Linked DNA regions of Mus musculus: region 1 is linked to region 2. Evidence: chromatin loops called from intact Hi-C (ENCODE). Cell type or tissue: gastrocnemius. All regions are shown on one strand.

Region 1 (8,000 bases), 59 kb before region 2:
TTTGTCTTCAACTGCATACAACAACCAAAAGTTGCTAAATGTATTGTCTGAAAGCTGCTCACATTTTCCCTGTATTTCCAACTCACCAACATTGTCTTGATGCCATCTTTCATCCTAATTTATTTCTATACTGATATATTGCACCCCAATTGATAACCTAGAGGAAAATTATAGATCTTGTAGTCAGACTGTGTCCTATCTCCTCTGTAATTATGATCTTATGGAAATAATAAGCCTCTCCAAACCATTTCTTCACTTGTTGTATTTGTTATTTATCTTGATACAGTATCAAGCTGGTAGAAGCATCAAAAGGAATGGTTTCTTTTTTATTTTCTTTTTTTTTTTCTTTGCTTATCATTCATCAAACAACTCATCAGGGCAGACTCTGGGAACACAAAGCTGTTGGTCATATCACATCCATACAGAGGGAGTACAGAAAGATAAGATAAATGCCAGTACTCTGTTTGCTTTCTCCTTTCTGTGTATTCTTGGATTCCAGGCAATGGAGTGGTATTGCCTGCATTTACAGTAGATCTTCCTACATCACTTACCTAAATCTAGAAACTCCCTCACACACATGCCCAGAAGTATGTCTTAGTTGATTATACATTCTGTCAAACTGACAACTGATATTGACCATCAAACTTGTAAAACAGATTTTAAGGTTTGATTTGGGAGGCCCATTACTATGAGTAAGTGAAAATGTAGATGAAAATCAGCTAACACTGTGTCTTTCCTATAGGAGGCACTCAATAAATATGGCCTTTTTTTCTTTCCTTATAATTTAATCACCTACAGCTTGAACATAAATTTGTGCCATTTCTCCTATGAAAACCCTTTAGAGGTTTCTAAACCAAAATCCATTAACTTAGGAAAGAAAACTCTTCATAAATTGACTCATGTTTCGACACTTGCCACAAATCCATAGGTTCCTTAATAACTAGAATGCTATCTTTCTATCCCCAAAACCTAACTATAGAGTCAGGTTCAAAAGAGGAACTCTTAAAATAAAGAATAAGTATTCACTTAAATATATGTTTAATTTTTCAATGTGATCTAGTTCATAATTACAAAATTGTTGATATTTGAATTTTTCTTTAGAAGAATTTGACAGAATAAGATGCCACTAAATTATGAGAAAAAATACATGTTTGTTATTTTGTGAGCATATGCATCATCGGGTGTTGATTTACTCTGAAGTTTCTTAAATTGACACTATAATGTCATGTCGTTAGAACATTATGCCTAAGGTAATCATGAAGGATAGATCAAAGGGGAATAAATGGCATGTAATGCAAGAATCAAACAACAATGGTACGTGGTAAACATCTCCAATAGCCTAATTTTCTGTGATAATCATAGTAGTATCACTTTGTATTAAGTAAGGACTTTTCATATAAGATATCAAAATAATTGAATACATTCCCTTATTTTTTTTACTACAAATTCTTTGGAAGGCAAATAAGAATTATAAAATTATAACTCAGACAAATAAAATGTTAATCATCTGTATATGTTTGTTGTTTCTAAATCTCAGAAAGTCCTGTTTTGACTCTCTGGGGCTGCTAAACATTGTTGATGAAAATAATACAGCTGGATTTATAGATAAACAGTGCAAAGTTTTGATCACTGATGACCCCCAAACAACCTTAACTGAACCTCTTTTGTGACAATGATCTTAGTTTTCTATTCTCCTACATTGTTTGAAGCTGTCAAGTCTGGGCTCCACCTTCCTAGGTAGCTAACACTGGTTGTGAACTCTGCATCCTTCTGAATCCACATCTCAGTCCAGAGATTTTTAAGTGTGTGCCACCGTGCCTAAGCTGTGTTTTCAAAATCTATAATAAAATGTACATACAATACACTCATATAAAATGTATACATGTATATGTATGTGCATACAAAATTGGCATACTAGGTCAGTGGTGAACATTCACTTGATGAAAGAAAGGGCTTCTTTGGGTTTCTTCACCTTTCTTTTTGTAAATTATGGTTGTGAACTCATCCACTCTGGTATTTTGTCTTCTTAAACTAACATGCTGTAAAATATACACCTCCTTATTTCTTGTGCTTGCTTGCTTGCTTTCTTTCTTTCTTTCTTTCTTTCTCTTTCTCTCTCTCTCTCTCTCTCTCTCTCTCTCTCTCTCTCTCTCTCTTTCTTTCTTTCTTTCTTTTTTGTTTGTGAGATTCTACCATCTAAAAGCACTCTAAGACCAGAATCATGAGTTTGGGGAATTTATATTGTTTAACACAATTTAATCGTATCTATTCAATCTAAACAAGACAGCATCCATACCTCATTTCTTGTCTCTGTCAATTCCTCCAGGATAACTCCTGTGAACAGGAATAATGATACATTCATTTGAATGTATTTGAAATTTGTCCATACTTATGACATTATACAAAACATTTTTTCATATTAGTGCCATTTATGTTAAACTGTCATTCTCAAGAGGATAGGTATTATGATAGCTAATATCTTAGGGTGTTACTGCTGTGAACAGACACCATGACCAAAACAACTCTTATAAAGAACAATATTTAATTGGGGCTGGCTTACAGGTTCAGAGGTTCTGTCCATTATCATCAAGGCAGGAACATGGAAGCATCCAAACAGACCTGGGAGTAGAGGAACTAAGAGTTCTAACTTTTGTTCCAAAGGCAGCTAGCAGACTAGCTTCCAGGAAGGTAAGATGAGGGTTTTGAAGTCCAAACCCATGGTGGCACACCTACTCCAACAAAGCCACTCCTCCAAACAGTGTCACTCCCTGGGCTAGGCATACTCAAACAAGCACAACTAATATTGCCAATATGATGGGATCTAAATAAAGCCTCTTGGTATGCCTTGCTAGTTCCCTAGTTTGGTTAGACTCTTTTTTTTTTTTGTCTTTATTTATTTATTTATTTTTATTACATATTTTCCTCAATTACATTTCCAATGTTATCCCAAAAATCCCCCATACCAATGGCCTTTCTCTACACAAAGAATAAACAGGCTGAGAAAGAAATTAGGGAAACAACACCCTTCTCAATAGTCACAAATAATATAAAATATCTTGGCGTGACTCTAACTAAGGAAGTGAAAGATCTGTATGATAAAAACTTCAAGTCTCTGAAGAAAGAAATTAAAAAAGATCTCAGAAGATGGAAGGAGGTACAGAGATAAAGTTTGGTTAGACTCTTGGCTGATTTATGGAGAATTAACTATATTAAGTTTACTCTGGGTGGAGCCATTCCATGGTTGTGTTTCTAAAAGAAATAAAAACAGATATGTTCAGTACTAGCTTTCATTTCTCTGTGCTTCTTGCCTGTGGAAGGTTCTTTGCTTTATTTCACTAGGACAGAGCCCTGTCTGTTCTGGAACTAATAATGAAGAGCATGGTGGTCTTGAACTCACAGAGATCCCCTTGCATCTGTCTTCCCAGTGCTCAGATTAAAGGTGTGTCCCACCATGCACCTGTGGTGGTTTGAATGAGGAGTGGCCCCCTAGGCTCAGGTAATAACTAGTTGGTTCACAGTTGGTGAACTGTTTAGGGAGGTGTGCAGCCAAGACAATGGATCTGGGGATTTGAGAGTTTGTAGTCCCACCCTTCTCCCATTTTGCTCTCTCTATGCTTATGAGGGAGGATGTGAGCTTTCTGGTTCCTGCTCTTTCACTGTGCCTTCTTCTTGCTGCTATGCCAGTCACCCACAATGAATTTGTATCCCTATGGAACAATAAACCAAAATAAATCCTATCTTCACAACAATGGATAAGTAACTAAAGGATGGAATGTAATCAGGAGCCTCAAGCTCCCTCCGACATGACTTCTGCACCATTATGTACTATCTTCTCAAATTGTGTGCCAAAATTAACATTTTCTCTTTTAAATTGCTTTTTGTTGAGCATTTTTATCATAGCAACATAACAAGAAACTAATACAGGTACATTCTTCATTCTATATGTTAGATGCCTAAGCTATACATGGGCATGATAGATTATTAATTCAGAATTCATAATTAACACAGGATGCAGTTAGATATGTTTATCATATTTGTGATAGTGGTGTTTGGATATTTGATCAGAGTGAATAAAACAGACTGAATCCTCCTCCAATGGCTCACTACTCACTTAAGCTAGTTTGACATTACTTCCCTGACATTCATGTTCTCTTTTTATTACCTTTATGCAGTCAGAGTGTAGTCTTCTTCCTACTTGATAATGAGCATGAAGATCCCACACTAAGGCTTTTGAACCTCATATGCCTTAAACATTCTCCACGTATCTCTCACCTCTTTTGTGTCTTCATGATCTGATCCTTTCTCAAGTCAGCCTATCATAATTCTATTTAAAATTTTATATCAATGCATATTTTCTTCATGGATTGCCCCTCTCAACTTCACATTTCCCCTTTTAATGACCATATACCCTAAACCTTCTATACATGCAGAATCAACCACCCATGAATCAAAACTCTTTAGAAATAATGCCACATCTCTACTGAACATATTATAAACTTCTCTCCCATCCTAAATAATTCACCATGGTAATTATTAATACAGTATTTACAATGACTACTGTAAGCAATCTAGAAATGATTTAAATTGTATAGTGGGGATGAACATAGGTTACTTACAAACACTATGTCATTTCATATTAATAACTTATACATCTGCAGATTTGGAATTTGTAGGAGATCCTGAGACCAATGAAGACTGAAAGTAATGGTAATACATTCATTATGCTTGCAGTTTTTCATTTTGTGTGTTCTTATAGAATGAAAACCCTAAGAATAAGAATTCATTTTGTTCATTCCTATATCACTGACACCTAAAATAGTTTCTGACATATATAATAAGCTCAATAAAACATGTAAGAACTTAAATATAATATATAAATATATTTTGTGTGAACATATAACTAAATACACATACACACTGAGAAATGCATATACCTCTTCAGAGGCAGAAATTTGAACCATGTGAATGAACTCTCACTTGAATAAATAGATCAAGGTACAAGTGAAGTTGAATTTTATAGTCTGGCTTTACTCCCACTACAGAATTCTCCAAATATTATGGTCTCTCAAATTCAATTTTGGTAGTATTACATAAGAGTAGATAAACATCTTGAATCACACGTACAGGTTTCATTGAAACGTTGAACAGTATGAAGTACTCTGGCTTCAATAGATGTTTGCCTATAATCGAATGCACGTACATTTTAATAACTGGTATCTGTTGCTGTTTTGATCTGGAGTGGTCCCCAAAAGGCCCATTTGTTGAAGGTGGTACTCATCCTTTTGTGAATTGGAATACAGTCTAAACCTTAAAAGCTGGAGTCTAGCTACAGAAATGTTAATGTTTTAGTTACCTTTCTAGCTTCATGACAAACACTATGAGCAAAGCAACTTCTAAAAGGAAACATTGAATTGGGAGTCTTTTACAGTTTCAGAGGGCTAGTCCCTGACCATCACGGCAGAAAGAATTACATCAGGCAGGCTGGCATGGTAATGGTGCTGAAGCCATAGCTGATAGCTTATTATCTCTTAATCTGAAGTCAGGAGTCTTAGAGTATAAGACTGTGCCTGACCCACTCCCAGTGACACACCTTCTCCAACAAGGCCACACCTCTTAATCCTTCCTAAACTTAGTTCACCTAGTAGGAACCAAATAGTCATATATATGAGCCTATAAGGCGCATCCTCATTAAAACCACCATAGTTTGTCTTCAGAATATATGCCTTTACAAGTGATATTGGACCACTGTCCCTTTCTGTATCTCCTTCTGTGTTTGAAAACTTCGTCACCATGCAATACTGTCAAATTGTACTATGGTACGACAGATCCAACAGTAGCAGGCCAGTGAATGACAAAGTGAAACCTTTGAAACCATTAGGGAAAAATACACGTTTCATCACAATAAATTATTTTTCTTAAGTATTTTATCACAATTACATAAACCTAACAAATTTCCCCAATATATTCAATACATGCTCATATGAGAAAAGTAAACAATCTGAATTAAGATAATATAAGCCAGATTAATCATATTTCACAACATATGTAATATATATTGATAGGCAAAAAAATCTAGGAAGGAAACATTTGTATTTTTTAGTTTGGAGGCATAATTGCATTGTTAAAAATTACAAGAGAAATAATAGCACAAAGTATACCCACGTACCATTTTCATGGATTTGATTATGAGCATGTTTATTCCATTTGCTTTATTATTTCCTGTTTCATTTTGGATGCATACAGCTACACACACACACACACAACCACACATACAGACACAAACACAAACACACTCCTAGTTCCTTTGGTACTGATGTCTTTTTTCTGAAAAGTGACTGACTCCTTCCAGCTTCTTCATACTTCTGATTAAATACCATGATGATATCCAATACTGGCTCTTAGGACAACCCCAACACTTGGTCATAAAAGTATAATTCTTCATCAGTACAAACTAAATTATTTTCAAGACTACAGAACCATTTCATTAAGTCAAGAAGATGCTTGAGCAGTCTTTGGTCCAGGTTTGCTACCGCTACTTCCCTGATCTAGTCATTGTGCCATTCTATCTTTCAAAAGAAGAGAAGCATGAGCACTTACGAGAGTACTCTTGGAGTACTCTTGGAGCCCTTGAGAGTCTTGTCAGTAAATTCCATCTGACACGCCTCCCCACCTTTTCACTTTATCCTTGTGGTGATCAGAATCCAGCACTATCTCACATTGGAATGCCATAGCGTATACTGGTATGTTGAACCTGATTACTGAACAGCTTTATCAGGCAACTGCAGCAAGATAAAAGTAAAGCAGAAGTGTACTTTCCTCCCACAGTGCCTTCATACATTTTTATATGTCTGCATGAACATTGTGCAGAATTAACAAAACTCTTGATTTTTAAATTTCAGAAATTGAAAAGGAGCAATTACGTTTTCTTCTGATATAAATAAAACAAATGTTTGACTATAACGTTTAAAGATGAATTGAATATATTTAGAGTAGTGTGTACAGGGCTTAAAACTCTAACTGCATAAGCACTTTATTGAGAAAAATAATTTTGAAAATGTATTCATAGAGTCATTAAGAAAGTGTTTATTGAGCCATTTGAAGATAATCAGTAAAATCACTAGCCATTTCTACAAAACCTCATATCAGAAAAGAGGAGAGCACAGTCACTAAGAAGTCATTATTGTCACAAGTTAAAATTCCATATATGTAGCATATATTAGCTCTTTTCATTAAGAAAATTATCCTATTATCTAGACAGCATATAATACAGATTAAGGCCATTGGGGCAAGTCTTATAATGTTATATTGACAGAAAAATAAATTTGAATTTAACTACCTATGAAGTACTTTACTGAACCATAGCATGATAGTACTAAAACTGGAAAATAATGTTGAAAGTGACTGGGTACTTATTTCTGTCTTCACTGGGGAGTGGCAATATGTAATCAGGAAATTTCTCAGCATTAGCAAGACACTCCACAGTAGGAGAGTTGTAAATGGGAGCAATAATCAGTTAACTGGAATATGCTATAAGGCACTTTTAAAGACCAAGATGTATTAATAACTCTTATATTACAGGAGCCCTGCACGTACAAATGGGGCTTGCAGATGACTGCTATTCTGTCTTTCTTGGCCTAAACTTTTATCAATGTTTTCTTTGTTAAACTCTGTCACAGAATAGAGAAAGAAGCCAAGATGAAGAGAAACCTTTCCAGCACAAAAATAAAGGTAAATACAGAAACTTCCCAAAGACGCTGTGTTGAATTTGAGGACATTAATTCCCTCTCCCATCTAATGGTGAGTAGGATGGTACATATTAAATTTTTGGACAAAAGTACACTATGTTATGGGTAAGTGCCTAAGTCTAGCAGAAAGAAGTAGAGGTAGGTGTGAAACTCTGTACTTCTATAATACTTTTACTTGCATAATCCATTCCACTGATGTCATCCCACCCATAATCATAACTGTTGGCTGCTACTCATAGCAAATATGCTTCAAAG
Region 2 (8,000 bases):
GAAATATTGGATTTATGTAAACATAATGAGTAGAGAACAATATACAATATAACATAACCAATCAATTTATAAGTCCTTTGCAAATTCAGGACTGAGAAATAATATCATGTAGGAAGATGATCACAAAAGTCCTTACAATAGAAGCGGTGCTAATCATAAAACTGTTCATGGTACAAGCAACAGAAAACCCAAACTAGAGTCAGCACAAAGAACTGTATCGATTTATGTTCAGGTATAGGATTCAGATAGATTTATCCAGTTAATCAACCCTTTTGTCAGTCACCTTTCCTCTCCGTTCTACTGTCTGCATTACATTTTCTTCTGTATCTGTCCATTCTTAGGGAGGCTCTCTCTTCATGGTGGAAAAGGACTATCAGCTTTGCCACACATTCATTACTCTGATTGAGCATGCTCAGTGTGAGAAAGGAGCACATCTCCCATTCTTTTTTCTTGGGCCATGTTGTCATCTGTGAACAATCACTGTGACAAATACTCTCACTAGTCAGATCTGCTTCACAGACTCATCAGAGGAGAGAGAGGAAGGAGCTTTTAGAGATGGATAAGTTGAGTCCCACAACATCCTGGATATAAAATAAGAACAAACAACAGGGCTTACAATGTAGCTCAGACGATAAATACACTTTTCGCTTAGCCTGATGGCCTGAGTTTTGATCCTCAGGACCCACACAGTGGGAAGAGAGAATCAACTCCCCCAACTAGTCCTCTGGCCTGCATGTGCACACACCCTCCTTACAAACCCACTAAAGAAATAATAAAAAGTTTAAAACTAAAATTGAAGAATAAAGATGTGAAAACTGAAATGTAATATCCCAAATCCAAGTGAAATTAGGCCTTAAATTCCCTTCTTTTGACCAAGAAATAAGAATAAAGAAAAGCCCAGAATGAGTGTGGCTCTACCAAGAATGCGTCTCGTTTTACTACATGGGAACTTCGCAGAAAGGAGGACAGCCAATCTGCTTTCATTTACCTTCCTCAGCATGCTAGAGGCCAAAACCTTTTACAGTCTTGTCAATCCATTTAACACAAATCAGTAACAAATAGAGACCTGCATGGACAAATTGGTGAAACCCATCCCTTCCTACCCGGCCCAACTGTATGTTTTTATCTATGATGCTTATTTTTTATCTCTGCATATTTACTTCTTAGACTTCACCAAAAACAATTAGTGTAGATATTTTCTTACTAACACTGCCATCTACCCTCTGGCTTCCTGTATCTGAAAGACAGCTTAATTTCTAGAAACCAGTTCTTACCATTTGGGGCTAGCCAAAACCCATACCACTAAAACATGATGCAAATCATCACATACTAATCTTAACATATTGGGGAATTTTCCACAGCTGCCAGTTTTACCCTGCTATGTCTGAAGTTCAGCTCTGTTTATGGCATTGAGTACTTCAGTGAGACCAAAGAATACCACAGAAAACCCTCTGTGCCTTGAGTTTTCATGTACTGGGCTTGCTGTCTAGTCTATAATATTGAGAACAATCTGCTCTAAACATAGAGAGTCAGGGAGTACATTACCTGTAGAGGATTAACAGCAATGATCAATTAGATTGAGAGTCAGACTCCTGTTTCTTATGGTCACATACTTCCATTTTAGATAATGTTAAAGATGAAGTGCTCCTCTGAGGTGAAGAAATCTTTGGTCAGGTGAAGATAGGATTTCTCACCTTCAATGCTACTGACATTTGGAACTGTCTCAGTCATTACTGCAGAAACTTGTCCTGTGCACTGTAGAGTGTTTAGTGGCATCCTAGCTACACACACACACACACACACACACACACACACACACACACACCAGATGTTATCACACCCCTCCTTAGTTGTGAAAACTAAAAATGTCTAGTGTTTTAATGCATTAGTATTAAAACAAGCTATATTAATCATACAAACTAATGAGATTCACAGTGATATCAAAATGGCTTACATTATTAAATGGCACATGTTTGGCAGAACTGCCTACATATGGGAGCCACCTGTCAAAACAATAGCAATCACTACTATTAAAATTTAACAATAAGGGGCTGTTGAGATGGCTCAACAGGTAAAGGTTGAGCTCCATGCCCACCACCCACATGGTGGAAAGAGAAAAGCCAACACCTGCAAGTTTTCTACTGCCTTCCACATGTATGCTATAGTGTATTTATGAGCACACACATATGCATGCGCGCGCGCACACACACACACACACTAATTACAAATACAAATAAAAATGGAAAACTATTATGTAGTTTGATTTTGTGCCTTAGTATACTTGTACTGTGATTTGGATAAACATCCTGAAAAGAGCAATGTATTAGAGGCTTATACTCTAGCCCATGGCACTATTATGAGGAGATTGGAAACTTAAAAGGTAGGAGCTACTGGGAGGTCTAGATCATCAGGGACATGCCCCTGATGAGAATAATGGGAATCGACACCCTTATGACCTCTTCTTCAAACACATTTGTCACACATTGCCACCATGATCTGGGCTTTATAAGCCACAAGTCAGCTAGGCCAGCCAATCATACAACAAGATCTCAAAAATTGTATGAATAAACATGTTTTAAAATAAATTACTTTGTGTGTGTTACATGTAGGGGAGATAGAGAGACAGAGATAGAGATAGAGACACAGAGGAAGGGAGGGAGGGAGAGAGGGAGAGAGGGAGGGAGGGAGGGAGGGAGGGAGGGAGGGAGGGAGGGAGGGAGGGAGGGAAGTGAGGCACACACATGTCACAGCGTTTGTATAGCAGTTTAGAGAACTTTGTGGCATCAGTTCTCTCCTTCCACATTTACATAGATTCAAAGAATAAAAATGAAGTCATCAGAGTGTTAGAGTAAACTTTTGTATGCCCTGAGCCTGCATTCTTCTTTTTAAACTTGATTCATATCAGATATTTATGACAGTACTGAATGACTGCATTATGAATTTGGTTTAATTTTCTAGCTTGGAAAGTAAAAACTTCAGTGGTAAGCTGAAACATTTTATTTACATTTTAATGTTATCTTTAAAATTAAAATATTCCTATATTAATACTTACTATTGCTGTGGAATTGCTTTGTTAGTAAATTATATTATTTATTAATAATAATATTTAATATATTTTAAATATTTTCTTGAAAAATATGTTGATACTGTGCTTGTTAAATACATTAATGTAAATATTTTTACTTATATTGTAATAGTTACTTAATGTCATATTTTCTCATATTTTACTGTCATAATTTCATAAAAAGTTAAAAGGCATTTCAATGATGATAAATGCAAATCTTGCTCTCTTGACCACTAATTTCAAATCATAATCAATGAAAATTATTTTGTTCCATAGAAAAGAAGGATGTTAAAAATTACCTACTATAAGGGAAAACTATTCAATATGTGCCCCTCTGACATCAGAGTGCATTTGTGTATTGCAAGGTTTTTGCACAGCCAGCACAAATTTTCAAAGGTGATTTTGCCATCTCTTAAGATATTTTCATTCAACAGAACCTGAGGACAGAAACACAGCCTATGCCTAGAGAACAGATAGCAGAAATGCCACCATGGGTCCTGCCAGATTAGAAAGTCAGATATGAGTGAGTCAGCTTTCCACCAATGTGACTAAATACCGGAGAAAATCAACTAAAAGTACAAAATATGCATTTTCGGTTTGTGAGTTTGAAGGTTTCAGTCTATAATTACCGGGCTCAATTCCCCTGGTTCATCACTGAAGAAATTGTATGAAGCGGGAGTATGTGATGAGTATGTGTTTCATGGTAAACCAGAAACAGAAAGAAACAGAGAAGAGCACCCTGGGCAAGGTTTATTCTCTGAGGGAAATTTGTTAAGGAACAATTCCCTTCAACTAGGTTCCATCTCATAACTTTCCATTATTCCTCAATAGCCCAGTGAATGAATTCGCTGATGAGATCAGAACCTTCTGGATACAATCACTTACCAAAAGTCCAACACCTGACCATCAAAATTTCAACACATAGGCCCTTAACGGGGTGTTCATATCCAAATCATAACGCCTGCCTCAGCGGAGAGTGTTCCAGACCAAAGGACCACATGTCCATAATCTAAGAAATAATCAGAAGAGGAAAATGAAAGAATAGATTCAGTTCAACTTTAAAATGGCAAGAGCAGACTTTTATTGATCTGAGAGCTCCCTAAACCCTGCTATTTGGTATCCAAGGGTACCAAGGGAAACAAACAAAACCCAAAACAAACAACAGCAACAGCAACAACAATAAACCAAAACACTCTGTGAAAGATCTGACAATCAGTTTTTGTAGTGGAGAGGAGGGAGGAGGGAGGAAGGAGGGCTTGGTTTTGTCAGGCCCTGAAACTGCTTTTTAAGTAAACTGTTTTTTGAAATTGCTCACTTGAAGCTAAGTAAGACAGCCTGGTTTTGTGACTTCCCGGCCTTCAGAGTCTGTGATGGGAGTTGGCTGCTTTCCAGAATTCCACAGGCAAACGAGTTCTTGAAGCCTTGAGTCTGCTTTGTGGCCATAATTTTTGGGGTAGATGTGTCCTTTAAATAGTGCTAAAGTGGGGAAAACTTAGCTAAAGTAATGATTCCGGGAATTACATAACCTTTCAGAGCCCCACAAATATAAAGAATATACTCGCAACTAAAGGAAATGCTGACAGAGCTGAGCCCTTATGTAATAAAACACTCTCCCACCTCCTATTTCCTCCCACCTTGCTAGTTGTGTGCTGTTGCCTGCATTCGCATCTAATCCACTTCAGTGTGCCCCCTCAGAGTGGGTTTGTGCTTTTAGGTAGAGTTGGGTGGAAGGATGGTCATTATCCTCTTTCCAACCTTCTCCAAGCACAATAGGAGAAAAGGAACATTTGAAAAGGAGAAGGACACTCCAAATCAAAATACATCTTGCCTTTATTTCCAGAGAAACTGTAAAGCCATGAGCAATCAAGTGATGATTCAAATCCAGAATAAGGGAGATTTAGAAGTTTTAACAATGCAAACAAACAAACAAACAAAAAATCCTGTAATTAGGCTTCCTAAAATGCCCCTATTATGGAATTTTTATAATCCTCTTGTCTTCCATGTAAGTAATAAGTAAAACCTGAATCATGAACTCTTTGATTCCAGAAATAATGCAATGACATATGAACCCCAAAACAAATGCATTCCATTTGTAAATAAGAAAATAAATAGAATTGCATTAAATGGAAGAGAAAAGTGAAGTAAAAGCAAGAAAGAGATGCGTTATTTTTCTCTCTAAGGGGAAAAAGATGTGATATTTGAATAGGAACTAACTAGAAATAAAATTTCTTTGATCAAAACTCAGTACTCTTATTGCCTTGATAAATTCTCTTAGGAGCTAGTGGTGAAAGCTATTTCATTTTCATTTTAATTACAATGACTACTCATTAAATGAGAAAGTCTCTAGTAGATATCTGTCTTCCATACTAGTTCCCTTTCTGCCAGGAACCAGTGTACAGCCAATCCTATTTTACACCATCCATGGCTACTTTATTAGCCTATTATCAGTGCAGGTTATTCACTCAGTCAGCTGTGCTTCTTCAATAGATAAAATGACATCATTTCGCCTGTTGTGAATGCTATATTGCTTCCTATTTTTGTGCAGATAAAAGGAGGTGGGAGGAGGGGGATCTAGAAGTTGAATTTTCATCTTGTGACTATATTAATGTCATGAGCTCAGATTCTTGATCTTCTATGGGATTTTCTGACAAAAAAAAATGCCTGGAATAAGTTAAATATAAAGACATAAAACAGAGTTAACAAAAAAAATGTATGAGAATTTGAATAAACTAAGTCCCAGCCTGCCAAGTATTTTATTACTTCTTAGGAGGTAAGGTTATGTTTACAATAATTACTTTCTTTAATATGCTACACTTGAACTTTTTAATAAGAATTTCTAATTTAAAGCAAGTCACCTCCAAATCATTTGTTGCTAAAAATTTGATTAACCCTTTTTTCACTGAGAATGTAGTTTATAGCAAGTGGGAAAACAGGGAAGTGCAAAAAAGATAATGACCATTGCCTGAGCTGAAATGTGGCTTCCCTCCAGCTCACCTCTAGGAACAACAGAGATTTAAATACAAGTTCTAGCCAGATGTCATCTGCTCCTCATATACCATTTTTTTGTATGTCCAATATACATCATTAATTCTACATACAGTGAAATCTAGGTTTGATTTGTGTTTTAACTACACTTACTTAGGACAGCAGCTGTCAGTACTTAGAAAACATTAGCTATCCCTTCATTAACTCCTGGATGAGCTTGTTTAGAATTGTGGGACACAGTATATAGAAACGCAGCATGAACAATAGCAACTTGCGAAACCAAAGATGCAATTCGTGCTTTTCTCTGCATCATTCTCTGCCCTCAAAGTTAGCATCTTCACATTTACAGCTTATTGGTACCTTTAAAGTAAATAAACCTTTCCTTTTGATAGCTTCACTTGGCATTTTCAAGAATAACTTGTTTGAATGTCCTTTTCGGTGACCTAGACCAAAAAAGTCTGCCTAGTAATTGGATGGTTTAAGATGCTTCTGTAGTATTCTGAAAAAGCAGGAGGTGCCATGGGGTTGCTTCTTACCTTTATGAAGGGGGTCTTCAATCTTTACACTATGAAGCTGTGATCCCCAATGTTATTTCGTAATAATTTACAAGGCATAGAGGGAATGTACCAGGTCTTTATTGACTTCGTCTGGAAGCATCACTTTACAGAGCTGTCAGTTCCCTGACCATTAGCTACAGTTAGCCCCACAGCTCCTCCACCCTAACTAGGGGAAATAGAAAAGTATAGAAAACACTTAGATGTGTGGTGAGAACTATCTGTACAAGAGTACCTTCATCTGCACATTCTATTTATTGTCGGTTTGGTGTACCACTCATTGGTTGTTGAATTCTAACTCCATCTTGGCTAGGTCCAACAGGCATGAATAAACTTCCATGATCTCACCAATATAACCAGTAAGGAAATCTTAAGTGAAGTTTATTGTGAAGAAAGTAGTTGGGCTCATTAGAGACCCATCAACCAATTTAATTGTACCTTATAAAAGTCTCAGATGATGTTGCAAAAATGCTGTGTAAACTGACATACCTTACCTGCTGATATGCTGCAACCATCTTGAAATTGGCTAAGCGTATTAATCCTTAGGTTGTCACGAATGCCTACAGGGTGCCTTCAATAACATTGATTTGGCTGTCAGGTTGGGGTAAAATGTCAGCATCTCATACTACCCAATTAAGGCTTTGGAGACATATGCTTTCTTACAGAGAAACAAAAGGTCTGTCTCCTATAACTCAATGTATGCAGTGTACAACGTCATATTATAGAGATACAAATAACCGTGGCACATGACACAGCTGGGACACAGACTCTCTACCCAAGTAAAGCACCTATGTCACTGACATGGCAGAAGCTGCCCTCATTAGTAATGATGTACAAGGACAGTAGTGGTATTTTTTTTTTCCTTTGCAACATGGCTTGTCAGAACACAGTACATCTGAATCTTTTGCACATGTGATTTAAACAATCCTACTTGAAACCTTCCAATGTCCTGTGGTTTTTGTTGTTGTTTGTTTGATTGTTTTGTTTGTTTGTTTTGTTTTGTTTTTAAATTACAATAAAATTTAAGCTCTCCGGGGGAAATGCCAAGCAGAAAGCAGTGCCTTCCCAGCTTTGGGGGTGGCTCTATTTCTCAACCCTTTCTATGGTCAGTGTCAGCAGCCCTTACGAGGATTGATAGGATAATCACTTTCTGCTGTTCCCATTTGAGATCATGGAAATGATTATTGTTCTCTGGAAGAAATGGTTATCATATGGCCTTTGTTATGTTTGAACCTGCTAGGTTTTTTTGTGTCTTTGGGACTGCTTTGAATCTGACTCTAACAACACAGAAAATTCAATATGAGGGAGAATATGAAATCACCAGTTATCTCTCTGTCTTTAAATTCCTCTGTTCCCTTCTTACTACACACAGAGTGTTGACAGTTCAAAACAGCATT

The links. A loop is a pair of places that touch in the nucleus more often than their neighbours do. Peaks named below come from ENCODE experiments on the same cell type or tissue, not always from the same donor. Only the 100,000 strongest peaks of a DNase experiment are listed, where the experiment ranks them.
Region 1: a loop joins it to region 2, with 4 times the contacts of the local background. A loop is called at or near these places in 2 of 42 quality-filtered maps.

What each region holds. Positions count from the first base shown.
Region 1 is chrX:130,931,330-130,939,329 of GRCm38, reverse strand. No RefSeq gene overlaps it. Among named protein-coding and RNA genes, the nearest start is that of Gm25170, 20 kb to the right of the region's middle. In gastrocnemius, no CTCF peak of the experiment used is centred here; no DNase peak of the experiment used is centred here.
Region 2 is chrX:130,871,887-130,879,886 of GRCm38, reverse strand. No RefSeq gene overlaps it. Among named protein-coding and RNA genes, the nearest start is that of Gm25170, 40 kb to the left of the region's middle. In gastrocnemius, no CTCF peak of the experiment used is centred here; a DNase peak (open chromatin) is centred at 4,430.